Regions from separate parts of the Homo sapiens genome. Here region 2 is linked to region 1. A link is an interaction called in ENCODE POLR2A ChIA-PET data of the cell type or tissue named here. Cell type or tissue: GM12878. All regions are shown on one strand. Each heading gives the region's core, and the rest is flanking DNA. Links, peaks and the distances in the headings are about the cores only. Region 1 has its middle 8.5 kb from the start of LINC00309. Region 2 overlaps PELI1 (pellino E3 ubiquitin protein ligase 1).

Region 1 (9,821 bases), core at 779-8,778:
TCCCAGCTACTCAGGAGGCTGAGGCAGGAGACTCGCTTGAACTCAGGAGGCGAAGGTTGCAGTGAGCCGAGATCGCACCATTGCACTGCAGCCTGGGCAACAAGAATGAAACTCCGTCTCAAAAAAAAAAAAAAAAGAGAGATCTATTTTTTTTTTTTTTGAAATGGTAGGACTCTATCCAGAGCCAAGCCTGATGACGATGTGATATATCTTTATCAATATCAGATGTTAAAATAAAGTGAGGAGATTGGAGGAATTCTAAAGATATTTTGAGAAATGGCAGCATTACTGGGATATGAGTCCCAGTTGTGACTTCATTTCACAAAACACATTGGATTTCTGAACTGTGGCATGTATGCTAAAATCTTTCTGGTATGTTATGCTCACACCTCATCCTGTCAAGTGGTAGCTTGTGTTTTTGATCATAAGGTCTGCAGAGATTCATTATCGGGAAAAGTTTTCACATACCCATTTTGTTATTGTTGTTGTTGAGACAGGGTCTCACTCTGTTGCCCAGGCTGGAGTGCAGTGACACAATCATGGCTCACTGTAGCCTCCAACTCCTGTGCTCAAGTGATCCTCGTGTGTCAGCCTCCTGAAAAGCTGGGACTACAGGTGTGTACCATCATGCCTAGGTAATTAAAAAAAATTTTTTTTTTGTAGAGATGGGGTTTCACTGTGTTGTTCAGGCTGGTCTCAAACTCCTGGCCTTAAGTCATCTTTCCACCTCAGCCTCCCAGAGTTCTGGGATCATAGGTGTGAGCCACCACACCTGGCCCAGATACCCGTTTTTAAAAAGAATCAGTAATGCCATCCTGGCCTTGAAATTACTGAACTAAAGAAATGGAGAACCCAAAAGAAGAAAGATATAAAACTGATCAGCATTTTAACCAAAAAAATAAGTGAAATGATTAAAGTAGTACCCAAAAAGAAAATCTAAAAAGAACAGGGAAGGATGCCTTTGTTTAAAAATAACAGAAATAAACTCTGACTAGTTTAACTAACAAAGAGGACTTGTTGGAGGGATAACAGCAGAGTGATATTTAGCTGATTCACCCCAGCATGGTTATCCTACATGTTTATGGTTGGTTGGTGTTTATGCTCTACTCTTTGTTAAATATCTTGCCCAGCAGCCGTGAACACTGGAGTTCCTCATATACTCTAAGAGCTAGATGCAGCCGGACCCCGAAAATGAGCAAGAACCAGTGTATCGTATCTGCTAGTTTTGGCAACAAGTCATGAAAACTCAGACTTAAACTGGCTTATAACACGGGTTGGCAAATGATAGCCTGTAGATTAGCTACTTGTTTTACTGGGACACATTCACATCCATTCATATATGTATTGTCTAGTACTGCTTTAGAGCAAAACAGAGGACTTGACTAGTTGTGACAAAGACCTTACGGCCAGCAATCTTAAAATATTTACTCTCTGGCCCTTACAGATAAAGTTTGGCGACCCCTGGCTTCTATAATGGGTCATTTACTATCTAATATATTGGCTTGAGTGCCAAGGTGGACTCAAAACTGCCATCAGAGGTCCAGGCTTTTTAGAATTCTTGCTGCCATCTTCAGTGTTGCCCTCAAACAAGCATGGTCACGTTCATGATGGCAAGAAAGCTGACAATGGCAATCAGAACTATGCACTTCCTTGTTCACGTCCAGCATAAGACTAATTTCTCCCCTAGGAATGGAATACAAATCTTCAATCAGATGATTGGGCCAATTTAGGTCACATGTCCATCACTGGATCAATACAGTTGCCAGGGCATTGCCATGCACATAGTGTCTTGGACCAGTCTGCAACCCTCTCTAAGGATGGATGGATCCAGAAAAACATCAACATTAAGAAATGAAGAGTGGGCCGGGCATGGTGGCTCACACCTGGAATCCCAGCACTTTGGGAGGCTGAGACAGGCAGATCACTTGAGACCAGGAGTTTGAGATCAGCCTGGCCAACATGGTGAAACCCCGTCTCTACTAAAAATACAAAAATTAGCTGGGTATGGTGGTGCACATTTGTAATCTCAGCTACTTGGGAGGCTGAGGAAGGAGAGTGGCTTGAACCTGGGAGGCAGAGGTTGCAGTGAGCCGAGAGCATGCCATTGCATTCCAGCCTGGGTGACAGAGCGAGACTCTGCCTCAAAAAAGAAATGAAGAGTGATTGTTAAGTTAAGTGAGCAACAGTTCCCACACAACCAGGCACTGGAGGACTATGGAGGAACCTAGGAATGGTTTCTCTCTTCTGTCTCTAAATCTTTGCTTCTCTCTTCGACTCTGATTCATTTTTTTTTTTTATATCACAACCTGGTTTCTGCTACTTCTCCCAACATGGTGGCAAATACAGCTACCAATAGCTCAGATATTTACTATTACAGTCTTACGGCTCAAAAAAACTAAGCTCTCTTTTTCTCCGTCTTATTTTCAAGTACCTGGGGAAAGATTTTGACTGGCCCAGCCAGGGTCAAGATTATCCTTTAACCAAAAATGGGGTCATGTTCTTGAGTTTGGAAACTCCCACTATAACCACCTAGACACTAGTACAGAGTCAGTTAATTCTGAAAAAGAGTGTTGGCAGATAAGCCAATAGGTGTCTGCTACAGTATGTTGGTTTCTTCATGTCAGATAAAATCTATCTTTTCCATTATTCGTGATTGTATACATTAAGATTATTTTTCATTTTGAGAAACATAGACACAAAAGAACAGTCATTTAAACAAGACAGTTTATCTTTCATACAAAGCTGCAGAGGTAGACAAGCTTATTACATTTCTGTCCACTCATCTGCACTGTTACCCTTGTCTTCATGGTCCAAGATGGCAGCCAGAGCTCCTGCTTGCATGTCCATATTGGAGGCAACAGGACAGAGAAGTTGCCATATACTTCCATTAGTACTTTGCAAGGGAAATTGGAAAACAGCTGCTTTTTTTTTTTCTGAACAGCTACATGCCTAGCTTAAAACTCAGGGGTTCGGCCGGGCACAGTGGCTCACGCCTGTAATCCCAGCACTTTGGGAGGCCGAGGCGGGCAGATCACGAGGTCAGGAGATCGAGACCATCCTGGCTAACATGGTGAAACCCCATCCCTACTAAAAATACAAAAAATTAGCTGGGCCTGGTGGCGGGCACCTGTAGTCCCAGCTACTCAGGAGGCTGAGGCAGGAGAATGGCGTGAACCCAGGAGGCGGAGCTTGCAGTGAACCGAGATAGCGCCACTGCACTCCAGCCTGGGCGACAGAGCGAGACTCCGTCTCGACAAAAAAAAAGAAAAAAATCAGGGGTTCTATCACTATGGAAGAAAAGAACACATATTAGGGGACCAATAGCAGTCTCTGCATTTTGATTGTTCATTTTTAGAATACATAAGGCTCTTAAGCTAGAATAGTTTCTTATTTATTTTTAATTGACAAAAATTGTGTATATTTATGGGGTACAATGTGATTGTTTGATCTATGAATACATTGTAGAAAGAGTCAATCAAGCTAATTAACATATCCATCACCTCATCAACTTACCAATTTTTTTGTGGTGAGGATGTTAGAAAGCTATTCTTTTAGCAATTTTGAAATATACAATACATTGCACTGAATGGTGACCACAGTTAAAAGAGTTTCTTTTTAATACAGAAAGAAAAAGAGTAGTCATCATCAAGTAACAGAGTTTAAAAATACAACTCATGTTTTATACCCACATAATTGAAATTGAAATACATTAAAGTAACAGAAAAAATATACAAAACACTGCCATTGTTTACTTATGTCATGTGTGGCCTTCAAATAAAGGCAATTTTGTGTCATAGTGAGGAGCTATCTGCCAGACAGTGACAACCAGTTCATGTCACTTTTGACAAAACTCTGTGTAAATTCTGTAGGTTTGTGGTATAAAAGGAGACAGATTAACATTCCTTTAATTCAGTCTCAGTCTTAGAAACATGAAATGCTGAAAAGTTATTTTTTAAGCCCAGGAATCTTCTCCCACCCATTAAGCTATCAAAATGGAAATGTCCAAAATGACCAGGTGTGTTTGCTCAACGAAAAAAAAAAGTGTTTCAGTTCTGCTTACTGCAATGACAGCTTGTAAAGCCTTCATCAAAGGAGGCTTTACAAGTTACAAAGCAAGCCTTTGTAACTTGCTTTTTCAAATTATGATTAATGGGCCTACTCTTTTCACAGCCAGTTTCCGATGGAAAGAAGATTCAAGTAATATTCTCCATGCTACTGTGGTCTGTTCTTAGTGGTGACTACTACAAGCCTGACTCAGTCAATTTAGATTTAGAAAAAATAATAAAGCTCCAGTCTCATGCCTGTGAATGAATGGGGAGTAGAGAAAGGGATTTTTTTTAGTACCTGAAAAGTTCCAGCAAAACTAAGCTTCATTGCTGAGGGTGTGTCAGCTGTTCAGGGCAACACCCTTCCTGCAGTTCGGGAGTACAAGAGCACAGACGTCAAGTATTATTTGGTGACAAGAATAGAACATTATTCTGAGCAAAAAAGTGTTATTCAAATTCTACCAAAGCACACAGATGCTGTGACATGGTAATTATTCTAAGAGTGATTAATTTAGAAATTACCTAACCTTTTTGGTTTCTATTTTCGATGACATTTGTAATCTAAATGAGCAACAAACCTGTGCCTCTCCAGCTTTTACATCAAACTCCAAACCTGATTTCCACTTTTATTTTAGGATCAGCAACTCATTTATTAGCGTCAGTCTGTATCTCAGAGATATAAGGCCATTCTAGGGCCAGGTGATCTGCAGACAAGGAATGGAGAAGTAAGAGAAATTACTGCTATCGTTTTCGAGCAAAGCAGGAGAGTAACACATCACCATTTGACTGTCCCCTTCCTCTCCCGTGCTGCCCCTAGAGATCTGAGCAGAAGAGGAGGTCATAGAATGGCTGATCTTTGCTGAGGGTTGGGACTTTGGCCTCTTCTTGTGAATCAACAAAATAATCAATCCAGCATTGGTTGTACTTAATTAAGTTTTAGATCCTCAGCAGATCTGCTTATTAATCCATTCTTTTGCAATAATTTTTCTAGCATCTGCCTCTACTGGGCTCTGTGTTAAACTACGGGTATACACAGAATCATCAGAAAGGGGCCCCATTCTCAAAGAACTTACCATCCAGTGATACTGGTATTAGTTTCAGTTATAGGAATAAGCAGCATGCATTTAGGAAATGACTGACAGGAAATATGTACAAATGATCATAATGGTTAGATGAAATTATGGGTAATTTTTAAAACTTCCCCAAATTCCTACAATGTTATCATATTCCTATAATTATATTCATCTAATGGTTTGAATTTAAAAATACAACAGTAATCTCAAGCCCTAGTATTGAAATTGAGTGATGAATTTTTATTTCTTCAAATAAAACTACTTTAAGTAATATAACCTCCATTATAAATTGTAAAAGTTACTTTTTATAAACAGACGTCAACTATTTAATCATAACACAGATTCTATCTATCATAGCATAACACAGTTATTACAGCAAATCCACTTAAGTCTTCCTGGGACAAGGGAAAAGGGCATAGGTGAAAACCACAGAATAAAATATCTTGGACTATTTTAGGCCTTCCAATGAGGGCAGTGAGATGAATGGCCCTTTTTAACCTCTATACAAACCATGTTGTCATTTACCATGCACCTATGATGTAGTGGCTAGGCTTACCAGAAAACACTCTTAAGCAGCCTCAGAAATGTTGAGTCATTCGTACATGTAATCTACCTCATAATACTGAGAAAAGTACTTGAAATGTCTCAAAAAGAGAAGCATTAGTACAAACTTGTAACAGCTACAGTGGTCATCAGACCCGGACCAACTGTAGTCAATGGTTTTACCCACAAGCCAACTTGTGAGTCAGAATCCCACTTGTTTTCAGCTGAAAACACAGGTGATAGGAATTCAAGCCCTCTACCCAGTGCTATGAACACTGTGAGTACTCTCCAGATGGGAGCTATGGGTATTGTCCTTCAAAGATACAGAATAAATGTTGAGGTGTCGTTTTGACCATGAAACCTGATCAGTTCTATGCTTTAGCTACATGCCTTTCTGATGCCTTCAGAGTACAAATACCCAGATGGTTTGAGTATTTAAAAGGAGGCTTATCAAAAAAAAAAAAAAAAAAAAAAAGAAGGGTTGAAAAGAAAAGGCACTTATTGAGTTCTTCAAAAACAACAGTTGAAGTGAATAAACTGTCATGGGTGCTTTTAATATGTAAATTTGCAAAGTCATATGCTTATTTCTGTTATCAGGAAGTAAGTGAAAAAATTCCTTTTAAATTCACTGAATCAACACAGATATGATGTGTTTTGTTTTGTTTTTTTTTGGGGGGAGTGCGGTTTTTTTGACACAAGTTCTTGCTGTTGCTCAGGCTGGAGTACAGTGACACAATCATAGTTCCCTCTAACCACAAACTCCTGGGCTTAAGCAATCCTACCACCTCAGCCTCTCAAGTAGCTAAGACTACAATGCTATGCCACAAAGCCCAGCTAACTTTTGTATTTTAATTTATTTTATTTTAATTTAATTTTATTTTTTGGTAGAGATGAGGTCTCACTATGTTGCCCAGGCTGGTCTCAAATTCCTGGACTCAAGCAATCTTCCTGTCTCGGGCTCCCAAAGCACAGGGATTATAGGCATGAGCCCGCATGCTGGGCCCACAGATATGATTTTTATAGACTTTTCTCATTTTTGTCGTTCCTGTCTCTGAAGTTCTGAACTTTCATTTATTCAAGCATATTTACTGATTTCCTACCATGTGGCAGACATTGATCTGGTGCTTAGAATACATCAGTGAACAACAACAACAAAAGATCTCTGTCTTTATAGAGGTTACATTCTAGGTAGAAGACATAAAACAAACTATAAACACAATAAGTAAGTAATTTCAGTAGGATATTACATGCGATAAATGCTTTGGGAAAAGGAAATGTTAGACCAGGGTAAGGCATCAGGAGTGCCAGCTGTGGAGAGGGAAGGCAAGTTCAGTTTCAGCTAGGCAGCAGGGGAGGCCTTGCTGAGAAGGTGAGAACTGAGTGAACAGGTGATGAGGATGAGGGGTGGGTCATGTGCTGTGGGGGAAAGTATCCCCGTCTGAGGGAACAGACATAGCTGGGGCATTTGAGGAACAGACATAGCTGGAGTGTTTGAGGAACAGTCAGGAGACCAGTGTGGCTGGCATGGAATGAGTGAAGGTGAGGTTAGCAGGAGATGAAGCCAAAGAGGTAATGAAGAGTTGGTCATCTGAGTGGTGTAGGCCTTTGTAAGGACTTGTATTTACTCTGAATGAAAGAGGGCACTATTGTGAGTTTTCCAGCAGAGGCGTGATACGATGAACCTACACATCTGAAGCATCTCTCTGACCAAATCCCACAGTGTGGCAAGGGTAGAAGTGGAGAGACTTGTGAGGAAGTGAATGTGATCATCCAAGAGAGAGATGACAATGGCTTGGAACAGATTGGTAGCAGCGGAGGTAGTGAGAAGTGGTTGGATGTGGGATATATTTTGAAGAGGAAGCCAACAAGATTCGGATGTGAAAAAAGAAAAAAAGAAAGAGGAGTCCAGAAAGACTCGAAAGGTTTTGAATAGAGTCACCATCGACGGATGGGGTGCAGACTGGGAGTGGAGCCAACTTCAAAGGGAAGAACAGAAGTCCAAGTTTGGACTTGTTAAGTTTGATATATGAAGCAGGCAGCTGGATAAAGCTCTGGAGTTCAGGAGAGAAATCTGAGCTGGAGGTGCACATTTGGCAGCTTCTGATGATATTTAAGGCTATGAAACCAGGTGAGATCACCAAGAAGGTGAGTAAGGAAGAGAACAGGACTAAGATTATGAGGTCAGAGGGAAAAGGCGGGACCAGCAAAGGAGTCTCAGAAGGAAGTGAGGAGGAGGAAAATAAAGAAAGGGTGTGTGCTGGAAGCCAAGTAAAGAAGCTGTTTCAGAGACAAGTCAGTCATCACTGTGTCGGATGCTACTGACACACACCTCAGATGTTGCCTGAGAAGCGAGCAATGGGCTTAGAAAAGTGTAGGTCAGGCCAGGCACAGTGGCTCACACCTGAACTCCCAGCCCTTTGGGAGGCCAAGGTAGGCAGATTGCTTGAGGCCAGGAGTTTGAGACCAGCCTGGCCAATATGGTGAAACCCTGTCTACAAAAACATACAAAAATTAGCTGGGCGTGGTGGCGCATGCCTGTAATCCGAGCTTCTTGGGAGGCTGAGGCAGGAGAATCACCTGAACCCGGGAGGTGGAAGTTGCAGTGAGCCGAGATCGTGCCACTGCAGTCCAGCCTGGGTGACAGAATGAGAATCTGTCTCAAAAAAACAAAAGAAAAGTGTAAGTCATTGGTGACTTTGAAAAGACAAGCTTCAGTAGAGGATTCATGGGAGAAAAACTTGTCTGAAGAAAGATTAAGAGGTGATAAAAAGAGAGAAATTAGAGGCAGCAAATATCGATAACCATTTAGAAAAATTCTGCTTTCAAAAGGAGATGCAAAGAATTGGGGCTGTAGCCCCATTTTTCTTAAGTGTTTTTGTTAGGCATTAGTATGTAAAATTAATACTTGCTAAATGAATGTCCTATTTTTTCAGACAGGCAAACATGTCTAATAAGTGTCTACTAAATACTATGTAATTACTAGAACATTATTGGAAAATTAACAATTTACAATGGAATTAACAAACTATGAATTTTCTTTTCTGTACAAGGTCTTTTTAGAGATTATAATATCATCTCCATTATAGAAGAAACTGTGCAGGCCAGACACAGTGGCTCACGCCTGTAATCCCAACACTTTGGGAGGCCGAGGAGGGCAGATCACTTGAGGTCAGGAGTTTGAGACCAGCCTGGCCAACATGGTGAAACCTTGTCTCTACTAAAAACACAAAAATTAGCCAGGCGTCTTGGCATGCGCCTGTAATCCCAGCTACTCGGGAGGCTGAGTCAGGAGAATCGCTTGAACCTGGAAGGTGGAGGTTGCAGTGAGCTGAGAATGCCACTGGACTCCAGCCTGGGTGACAGATCGAGATTTCATCTCGGAAAAAAAGAAAGAAGAAAGAAAAGAAGAGAGAGAGAGAGAAAGAAAGAAAAAGAAAGAAAGAAGAAAAAGAAAGAAGGAAGGAAGGAAAGAAAAAGAAAGAAAGAAAGAAAGAACGAAAGAAAGAAAGAAAGAAAGAAAGAAAGAAAGAAAGAAAGAAAGAAAGAAAGAAAGAAAGAAAGAGAAAGAAAGAAAAGAGCAAAAGAGGCCTTCTCAAATTGATATATGTTTTAGGATCTTCACTCCCATCCTTCTCAAAATGCTACCATTTATCTCAGCAAGAGCACCTTGTGAAGCATAAGCACAGCAACCTTTGCCACTTATACCCAAGACCTTGCAGCTCTTAGCATCCAATGTCTTACTTCCAATAATACTGTACGATGGGGAAAGGCAGTGAGTTGGTATGTGGGTGCTGTGGGTGTGAGGAAGATAAAGACAGAGGAGGAAGCATGTCTTAAAAGTCAGATATAACTCCAGTGACTAATTTTGACTGTAATTTTGGTGTTTTGTGCTAATAACAAAGGCTAACTTCAAACCCAAAGGTGCATGTGTGTTTGTTTGTTTTTAAGACTTTTCTTTTTTGGAGAGGTGAGAACAGCAGGAATTTTTTGCTATTTTGCTCTTTATTCAAACTATACCTAAGCCATATCATGGTATCTAAATCACTGGTAATATCCTGAAACTTGCATTTTAAAAATCTGATTTAATTTAAATAGCTCTGAAAATATCCTCCAAAAGAGATAACATTTATTGCACCCACAATCATAGTAAAGATCATCT
Region 2 (9,821 bases), core at 508-8,507, 110 kb after region 1:
ACTGGCACCTGGTATGGAGATCAACAGTTGCTCAAAGGAATTTTAAATAATTATAATGTGTTAATAGATAATTAATTGGGAATTGATTCTGCAAGGCAAAGTCAAACATTTGTTTTATAATTGTGCAGTTCTTGCAAGAGATCACCTATACTTTTTTTCCCCCATCAGGTATAATGGGTCTCTCCCAAATGGCGATAGAGGAAGGAGGAAAAGTAGGTTTGCTTTGTTTAAAAGACCTAAGGCAAATGGGGTGAAGCCCAGCACTGTGCATATTGCTTGTACTCCTCAGGCTGCAAAGGTAAAAAAAAAAAAAAAAAGCTACATAAATTAACTTGGAGAATTTGAAAGACTTTTATGTGTTGTTTGTATTCTCTAGCATTCCCCTTACATTTCTATTTCAGAAATTGCCTTTTGTTTGGATTGGAGAAGAGACTTTGGAGACATGGTATTTGAAGAGCTGCCATATGGAAGGGGAATTGGACTTTTAAAAAAAAAATGACAAACCAGGATCAGTGGGTGGAAATTAGAAGGAAACACTCTGTTTCCTTATTAAAAGAGGTGGGATGGGGGACAGGGCTTTATCTAGTACTTAGAATTATGCAGCTGTCTGCCCTGAGAAGTGGGAAGTTCCCACTCTGTTACTAGAGGGGTCTCCCTGGACTGGATGAAGAATGTGATGTATAATATGTGTATTCAGGTATTAGAAGCACATTTGGATGAGGTAATTTTTAAACTAAGGGTCTTTACTTAAGATTCTTTGTATTGGTTGTATTCATTTTTGGTTTATAACTTCATATATTTGAGCATAGTACCTTGCACAAAGTAGACCTCAATAATTATTAAGTTGAATCAAAGCTATGAAGGCAATATCCAACTGCATCTACAATATAACTTCTCAACCCCCTAGCCTATTTCATGCTTCTAGCCCCCTTGTATTCTTCTAACAAAATTTCCAGAAGCTGGACCACCATTTCAGGATACTTGGGCTTTTCCTAGAGTGACAGACAAGGAGGGGGAATTTCACATCTTTATATTTTCTGTGAATTCATCTGCCTCCAATTTTATAACACTGACTTTGTGTTACAAAGAATTTAATATTGTAATGAGCAAATAAGAAAAATTAGAAAGAGTTCTTTGACTCCTGGAAGTACCTGTATCTTTAGCTAAGTAGCCCTAGGATGTACATTAATATTATACCATCTGAAGCATATCTTTGTAAATTAAATAAACAAGAGACAGAAAAATTGGCATATGATGTGGTTTTAGGTTGCAGCTTCAGTGTCTGAAGGTAATTGGCTTTTCAGCTTTGTTTTATATCCAGTTTGATTTGTGAAAGAATCCTTAGGCCTTGACTAGGACTCCTCTGTTACTATTTGGGAGCCAGTTGGTGCAGAAAAGGGACAGTTTCTTTTTGCTCCTTTGGCGAGAAGGAATATACTAAGCAGGTGGTGGAAGTAAACCTCAGATTGATTGAATCTGAGGAGCTTCTTACAGTAGCTCCCCCCGGAGTGCTCTTGACATTTTGGGTATGCCACTTTTTCATTGTTCAGTACTTTCCCACATACTACAGGACATTTATAGGTCCTTCACCCACAAAATGCCATTTGAGCCTGCAAATCCTCGTAACAGCCAAAAAATGCACAGCATATTTTCAGATGCCCCTTAGACTGCTAATACTACCTCTGGTTGAAAACCACTATCAGGGAAAATATTTCTAATCCCTGCCTCTGTAATACCATATTCTGTACTTTTCTTCCTATTTTACTCTGCCATGCCCTCATGTTTTCATTGTTATCTCTTTTTCATCTTTCATCTTTACTAGGCAATAAGAATCTTAGGGATCACAGATTGACTCTTGGCTGGGTGCGGTAGCTCACACCTATAATCCCAGCACTTGAGAGGCCAAGGTGGGCGGATCACTTGAGCTCGGGAGTTCGAGACCAGCCTGGGCAACATGGTGAAACTCCATCTCCACCAAAAATACAAAAAATTAGCCAAGCGTGGTGGCATGCCCCGAAGTCCCAGCTACTTGGCAGGCTGAAGTGGGAGGATCACTTGAGCCCGGGAGGCAGAGGCTGCAGTGAGCTGAGATCATGCCACTGTACTGCAGCCTGAGTGACAGAGTGAGACCCTGTCTCAGTTTAAAAAAAAAAAAAAAAAAAAGATTGACTCCTCCTCTTTAAATTTTGGAGGAATGTATTTGTGAGGTCATGATGAAAATTAAGCATTTAGTCTGGCAGTCATCTGGGATGAGTAGTTAAAACCCTGCGTTCTAGGCCAGTGAGACTCAAACGTAACTTGACATAGTTTTTATTCTCAGTCTTAGAGTAGGTTTAATAACTAACAAACAAAGATTACAATTTCAAAGCACATAAAAACCAATGTTTTAAAATCTCTTTAGCCACTAAGAATTAATTTTCAAAATACTGAGTAATTGTTTCATTGAAAAGTGAGCTGTTTAACGGGGCACAGTGGCACATGCCTGTTAGTCCCAGCTCCTTGGGAGGCAGAGGCAGGAAGATCACTTGAGCACAGGAGTTTAAAGCTGTAGTGTGCCATTTTCCTGCCTGTAAATAGCCACTGCACTTCAGCCTCTGCCACATAGCGAAACCTGGTCTCTTAAACATATATATATGTATATGTGTGTGTGCGTGTGTATATATATATGTATATATATGTTTAAAACTTGTAAAACAATTATATAGTATATATGAATACCTAAATGTGTAGAAAGAAATATGTAAAACATGCATGTAAATGATCTACACTGCATTCTTGAGGTTGGATACCTCTGTAGAGAAAAGGGAACTGGGAGAGACATGTAGGCAGCCTCAATTGTATCTGTAGTTTAATTCCTTAAAAAAATCAGACGCAGGCCAGGCACAATGGCTCACGCCTGTAATCCCAGCACTTTGGGAGGCCGAGGTGGGTGGATCACGAGGTCAGGAGTTCGAGACCAGCCTGGCCAACATGGCAAAACCCCGTCTCTACTAAAAATAAAAAATTAGCCGGGCGTGGTGGCATGCACCTGTAATCCCAGCTACTCAGGAGGCTGAAGCAGGAGAATCACTTGAACCTGGGAGGCGGAGGTTACAGTGAGCCGAGATAGCACCACTGCACTGCAACCTAGGCGACAGAGCGAGACTCTGTCTCCAAAAAAAAAAAAAAAAAAAATCAGAAGCAAAAGTGGCAGTATTAAGCTTTGATAAAGCTGAGTCGTTAGTATAATCTCTTCTATATTTGGAAATAGGGTATTTCTGTATTCTCTTTGTATATTTGGAAATTTGACAGTCTTAAAGCTGTTGTTTTAAGGCTTTATCTATTACAGATTAGTTGCAAATTGAAACCAAGTAAAAGCTTATGATGCCAAACTTCTAATTAAGAAGGATTTTTTCATTTAGCTTCTTTGCTGTATATAATTATTCTCTTCTTTGTGTCTGTTTTATGCAGCCCATTTCTACTTCCTTTGTGTGATGACTAGATTTTTCCCCTCCTTTGATATTATCTTCAACTCATATACATAGAAAACACTTGAAAACAAAACTGAAAAGTTCTTTTTAGCAATGTTTTTAGTTTGAGATAAATCAGAAGTACAGTCATAAGCATTACATCCCTTTCCTTTGGTAATGTTTAATCATTCTATGAATGTTTCTTTTGTTTTTTTTTTTTAAATTTTTTTCTTTTATCTCCTGGGACCAAATCCCAAATGCATTTTTCTGTATCTCACCCAGCATATGGCCAACATTTGTCATCTGTAGAGTCACAAAATGGTTAGAAAACCAGTTAACTTGGCTTATGAGTGAACTTTATAGCTCTCTGAATGACTTCAAAAATAAGATTCCTCTTATTTTGCAAGATTTTCTTATCAGAGCAGTACTATTGTTTTCTGTTTTTATGTGGGATTTGGTTTTGATTATAATTTAAAATACTTAATAAGGGAGTCTAGTGGTTTGATAAAAGAAAATTATGGGCCGGGCGCAGTGGCTCACGCCTATAATCCTAGCACTTTGGGAGGCTGAGGCAGGCGGATTGCCTTAGCTCAGGAGTTCAAGACCAGCCTGGGCAACATGGTGAAATGCCGTCTCTACTAAAAATACAAAAAAAATTAGCCAGGCGTGGCAGCGTGCACCTGTAGTCCCAGCTGCTTGGGAGGCTGAGGTAGGAGAACCACTTGAACCTGGGAGGCGGCGGTTGCAGTGAACCGAGATTGCACCACTGCACTCCAGCCTAGGCAACAGAGCAAGACTCTGTCTTTAAAAAAAAAGAAAGAAAGTTATGTTTTTATTCTGTAACTGCTTCTAAATATTCTTCAGTACCCCATTCAACCCGAGAAACTACTGTCACAGCTGACAGGAGTTATTAACCTCTCTAAATTTCAGGGGGAAAATGTATAAATATGTCATGTATTTGATAAATAGTTTTCCCTTTTTTTAATGAAAAGATTATCTGATTGGATTGACCTGCCTACTAATTTTTGCTATTAACTTTTTCATTCTTAGGCAATAAGCAACAAAGACCAGCATAGCATATCATATACTTTATCTCGGGCCCAGACTGTGGTGGTTGAATATACTCATGACAGCAACACCGATATGTTTCAGGTATTACAACATCTTAAATTTTTTTTCTTAAGAAACGAAAAAGTTAAAAATCTATTGTTGGTGACTTTTGCTGAGGTCAGAGGATTATCAGATTTTTATATTGTATTTTATTAAAATATAGATTGATTGCTAACCCTTATAAATAGAAGTCAATCTAGCATGGTTGAGATGGGCTCCAGAATAAGAATTACTGGTAAATATTACATAACCATTATATGCCTCAGTTTCCTCCTCTGTAAAGTGCAGATAATAGACTCTCCCCTATGACTGTTAAGAGGCTTAAATGATCTAGTACATGTAGAGTACTCAGCACTGTGCCAGGCACTTAGTAAAAACACTTAGTGAATAGTAGCTATTATCCAAAAAAGAAAACAGTAAATACTCTGCATACATTTATGACTTTTTCTACCACTACCTCCCACCTTCCTCTCTAGACAATAAACAATCCAGGCACTTGCTAACTATTTGTATTATCTATGTGAAATCAAACCTTTTTCTCAGCATGTATTTGGTCAATGCTACTCATGCAATAAAAGTATTTTTCTCTTACTTTTTGTACCAATCCAGTGCTGATATTTTATAAACTGATAGATTTTAGGACAGTCAGTTCCAAAGATGTAAATAGAATCCTTGATCTTCTCCCTTAATATTGAGCTCTCTGAAGCTTAGGCTTTTTAAAAACAAACTTAAGTACAACATAAATTGCCTGATAATGTTGCTTTTATAATTATTGTCACATTGACTTCCATTTTTCTTTATTTTACAAGGCAAATAAAAGTGAAAAGACCTGGAAATATATTTAATTTCAGTCAATAGTGAAATATTTCTTTGAAGCCACTCCCTCTGCCCAACCCTTTTAATGAGATGAGATACTGAATTTCTTTTCTCTAGTTAATATTAGAATGTGGGCATTTATTATGTTTTCCTCACTTTTACCAAAAATAAATAAGATCTTTAAGGAAGATTAATGTTTAGATCCAAGAAAAACCGAACACAAAGCTTTAGGATGATTTTTCACATTTTGTTTCACTGACAAGCAGTGAAAATGAATGAGCTTAGCTTTTTTTTAAAATCAAGATGCTACTAGGCCTGTAGTCTCAGTTACTCAGGGGGCTGAGGTGGGAGGATAGCTTGAGGCCAGCCTGGGCAACATAGTGAGACTTCGTCTCTTTAATAAAATATAGATAAATATATATGTGTGTGTGTGTGTGTGTGTGTGTGTGTGTGTGTGTATCTCCAAGATATTTGGTCACAGGCTAGAATTTTAGCTTCAGAAAGTACGTTATATTTATTTGTTTACCGCTTATCTTTTGTAGATGAGGTTAACTGAAATCTTGTGAGTTAAAGATGATAGAGTTACTTGGGGGCAAAACTGAAATTAAACCAGGCATCCTGAATTCTGAAACAATGTCTTCACCATCTAATGAAGGCCCTTGAATAAGTTTTAACAGTTTGGGTTTTGTCTTTTTCATAAAGTAGAGAATTTTCCCCAGTATCATAAACTGATTATGCCCTTTCTACAGGTATTATACCTTTGGAAAATCCAAACATTTCTGCATCAAAAAGACTGTGATGTATCAGAAACTACCTTGATAAACTAGCCAGTCTTTGAGGAATTGTACTGGAAACATTCTAGGATTGTCTACCCTGTAAACTGAACAAGAACATTTATTGTTCAAGTCATCAGATATTCCAACTCCAACTCTATGCCTTGTTTGTCACTATGAAGTACATAAGGGAGACATTACAAGCTGATTACATGCCTAGGTGCTGTACTGACCCTGTAAATCTTAAGCACATTGATTGTGTTGAAGAAGGATGGAGAAAAGACTTTACACTGGTGCCTTTTCATGTAGATCTTTTTATCAGGTTAAGTAGGATTTTTGCCAGCAACCGGTAGAAAAGCATTCTAGCAAAAGAGATGGCAAAGAAGCAAAGAAGTAGTACACAGTGTGGTGAAAGATTGACGAATAAGCTGTTGTAGCTTGTATACACAAATAGCAGGAAATTCGGCTGGATTGGTAGATGGGAGGCAAATCTTGAGTCAGTTTCTAACTATTATCAGAAATAATAAACTACAAATTTTGGATAAGCTATAAGGAACCATTGAGTTTTCTCATGAGGGTAAGGGAGAGTAACAAAAGAGCTGTATTTTTAATGCTAATAATAGCAGGGGAAGAATTATTAACAATCATATTTTGGCATCTGATCACATTCATGGTGGTTTTTTTCTCTTTATAGATACTTAAGTTTCTTCCTTCTCATTGTCATTACAAATATTGCTTCAGTGTCTTAAATATTCTCTTCCAAGACCCAGTTGAAATGTCAGCTCTCTGGAACAGTCTCTTTCCAAATAAGTGCTACTTCTGTTGATTCTGAATATTAGTTCAATCCTTGGCCTATATCTTTTAGCTTTTAAAGAGCCTTTTTATTTGGGGGAATATTTTTTGTTTCAAAGATCTGAGGCCATTTAAGGTATCTTTATTTTTAAGAATAAAGAAAAGGAATATCCAATCTTATATTTGTTAACTAGTTTCCCTCTAAAACTATCCAATCTAAATAAAAAGACTTTATACTTGACAGTTGGACAAAAACACTAAAGAGGTTTATCTGAAAGTGTGCCGATATGAGGAACTTGAGGCTAAAATATGTAAAGAATGACTTTTAAGAGTCTTTATCTTTGTAGAGGGTCAGTATTTTTTCTCAGTACCCACATTCTTCAATTTTATGGTACTACTTTATAACAAATACATTCATGAACTGATAATTTCCAAATGTTTGCTTTAAAGCCCCGTGACACTTGTCACTTTTGTCATCTCCCCATTGATTTCCTTTTTTCTTTCAACTTTCAAAATGAAATTAACTTATTTACTAGCTAGTACCTCTGAAGATATTTTTAAATCTCTGACACCTCACTCATCCAGAACTCTTATCTGGGAACCTTGTCTCTCTGAAATATCCCTAAGAACCAGGAAGAGTATATATATAAAATAAATGCCACAAAGTTGATGTAGTGAAATTCCTTTTCTATTCTCCCTAGAGGATCCCTTAGGCTCTCACCAGAACCTTTTGAAATACTTTTCTCTGAAATAGGTTATTTGATTTCTCAACCCATAACAGAGTAAGAGTAGCCAGTTAAAAGAGGGGCTTGTTGCTGGAAACAAGCATGACCAAAAACAAGGAGTGATAGCTGACAACCTGACAGAAAAGAAACAAGAAAATATATGAAGTATACATAAGACCTCAAAGCAAGGCTGTGTAAGCCCTTGACATAAGGACCAGCAGCCTTGTATACCTCTTGTAGCACCTGAAGACATCACTGCATTTCAGCTTAACGTAAGTGGTATTTATAGTGTAATGTTCTGCAGTCATCCTAAAAGATTTACTTATATATGTTCACTATATTCTGTTAAATAAGGTAGAATATCTCTTTAAATATCTCTAAAGAGAAAAAAACTACATGATACACATATTTCCATCCAAAAGGGTTAAAATTAAAATCTGCAGCCATCTAGAAATCTCAGCCGTTCCTGAATTCTTCATTCCCTAAGGGTTTCGTATATTATTGTAAGTTCTCATTTAATTCCATGCTCTAAGTGATTACTTCATCAGAGACAGTCTGACTGATTAGTTTTCAAGAGTATAGATGCCCCCAGCGTTAAGTATGGTAAACTTCAACTTTAGAAATTTCAGAGACCTAATGTTCTCTCCTTATTGTGCCCTTCTTGAATGGATTTTCCACTGTGCTCTTTGAATGGGTTTATAGGTATTTTTTTTTTTCCCTCAGATTGGCCGGTCGACTGAAAGCCCCATTGATTTTGTAGTAACTGACACGGTTCCTGGAAGTCAAAGTAATTCTGATACACAGTCAGTACAAAGCACTATATCAAGATTTGCCTGCAGAATCATATGTGAACGGAATCCTCCCTTTACAGCACGGATTTATGCTGCAGGATTTGACTCATCAAAAAACATCTTTCTTGGGGTAAAAAGCTTTTTTTCTAAATGATGCTTTCTTTTATACTAGCTTTCATTCCAAGTTACAAGTTACAAGTTGGAAGCTCACTGCTATTATTTCTACTAGGAGAAGGCTGCCAAATGGAAGACATCAGATGGACAGATGGATGGCTTGACCACTAATGGTGTTCTTGTGATGCATCCACGCAATGGGTTCACAGAAGACTCCAAGCCTGGAATATGGAGAGAAATATCGGTGTGTGGAAATGTATTTAGCCTACGTGAAACCAGATCGGCTCAGCAGAGAGGAAAAATGGTAAATACTGAATGGTATTTTCTTAATTAGCTACAATAAACACATAGGATGAGTAGAACTGAATGCATTACATACATTCCAGAAAACTCTTAAATCTATTGCCAACACAGAATACTAAGTCTATCAAACACTGACTACCAAATTCTATACTAGAGGACAGTCTCTTTAATATTTCGTTTAGTAGCCGGGCGCGGTGGCTCACACCTGTAATCCCAGCACTTTGGAAGGCCGAGGCAGATGGATCACCTGAGATCAGGAGTTCGAGACCAGCCTGAGCCACATGGAGAAACCCTGTCTCTACTAAAAATACAAAATAAGCCAGGCATGGTGGCGCATGCCTGTAATCCCAGCTACTCGGGAGGCTGAGGCAGGAGAATAGCTTGAACCTGGCAGGCAGAGGTTGCGGTGAGCCAAGATTGCGCCATTGCACTCCAGCCTGGGCAACAAGAGCATTTTAGTAAACTCTGGAAGTTCATTCTTCTGTCATATCATGTTAATATATTTTAAAACCTAAGCTTTCTTAAACTAAACAGCACTCCCTCTGATCTTTTCTGTTGCCATCTGTATATCTTAAACCATATTTACCTCATTAAAAATATTAGACTTATTGATTAGCCAGATGTTTTAATCATAAGTTGTCTTTACCATAAGGCTAAAAAGAAATATGTTAATGTTTGATATTTTATCCTTGATTTTCAAACTTAACATTTTTCATAACTACTGTCAGTTTCTTGAATATTTAGTGAAAATCCTAGGAAACCTCATTTCTTGAGTAAGGAGTACTTAAAACCAAAACACTTATGTAAAAATCCAAAACAGAGTGGTGAATATGTTTTTCAACTCTTGTCTCCTCTAGGTGGAAATTGAAACCAATCAGTTACAAGATGGCTCGTTAATTGACCTCTGTGGTGCAACATTGTTATGGCGTACTGCAGAAGGCCTTTCCC

What was found. ChIA-PET counts read pairs that join two places held together with the same protein. Peaks named below come from ENCODE experiments on the same cell type or tissue, not always from the same donor. Only the 100,000 strongest peaks of a DNase experiment are listed, where the experiment ranks them.
Region 2: POLR2A ChIA-PET joins it to region 1 with 11 read pairs; 12 of 35 experiments call an interaction of 5 or more read pairs at or near these places.

Annotation. Positions count from the first base shown.
Region 1 is chr2:64,209,058-64,218,878 of GRCh38, reverse strand. No RefSeq gene overlaps it. Among named protein-coding and RNA genes, the nearest start is that of LINC00309, 8.5 kb to the right of the region's middle. In GM12878, for the core only: a CTCF peak has its summit at 1,473; DNase peaks (open chromatin) are centred at 4,128, 4,868 and 5,778; H3K4me3 peaks cover 986 bases; H3K27ac peaks cover 4,012 bases.
Region 2 is chr2:64,095,178-64,104,998 of GRCh38, reverse strand. PELI1 (pellino E3 ubiquitin protein ligase 1) reads left to right here. Exons shown (of 7, transcript NM_020651.4): 3 at 169-298; 4 at 4,500-4,601; 5 at 8,389-8,586; 6 at 8,686-8,874; 7 at 9,731-9,821. Among named protein-coding and RNA genes, the nearest start is that of PELI1, 44 kb to the left of the region's middle. In GM12878, for the core only: no CTCF peak of the experiment used is centred there; a DNase peak (open chromatin) is centred at 3,597; H3K4me3 peaks cover 1,053 bases; H3K27ac peaks cover 3,332 bases.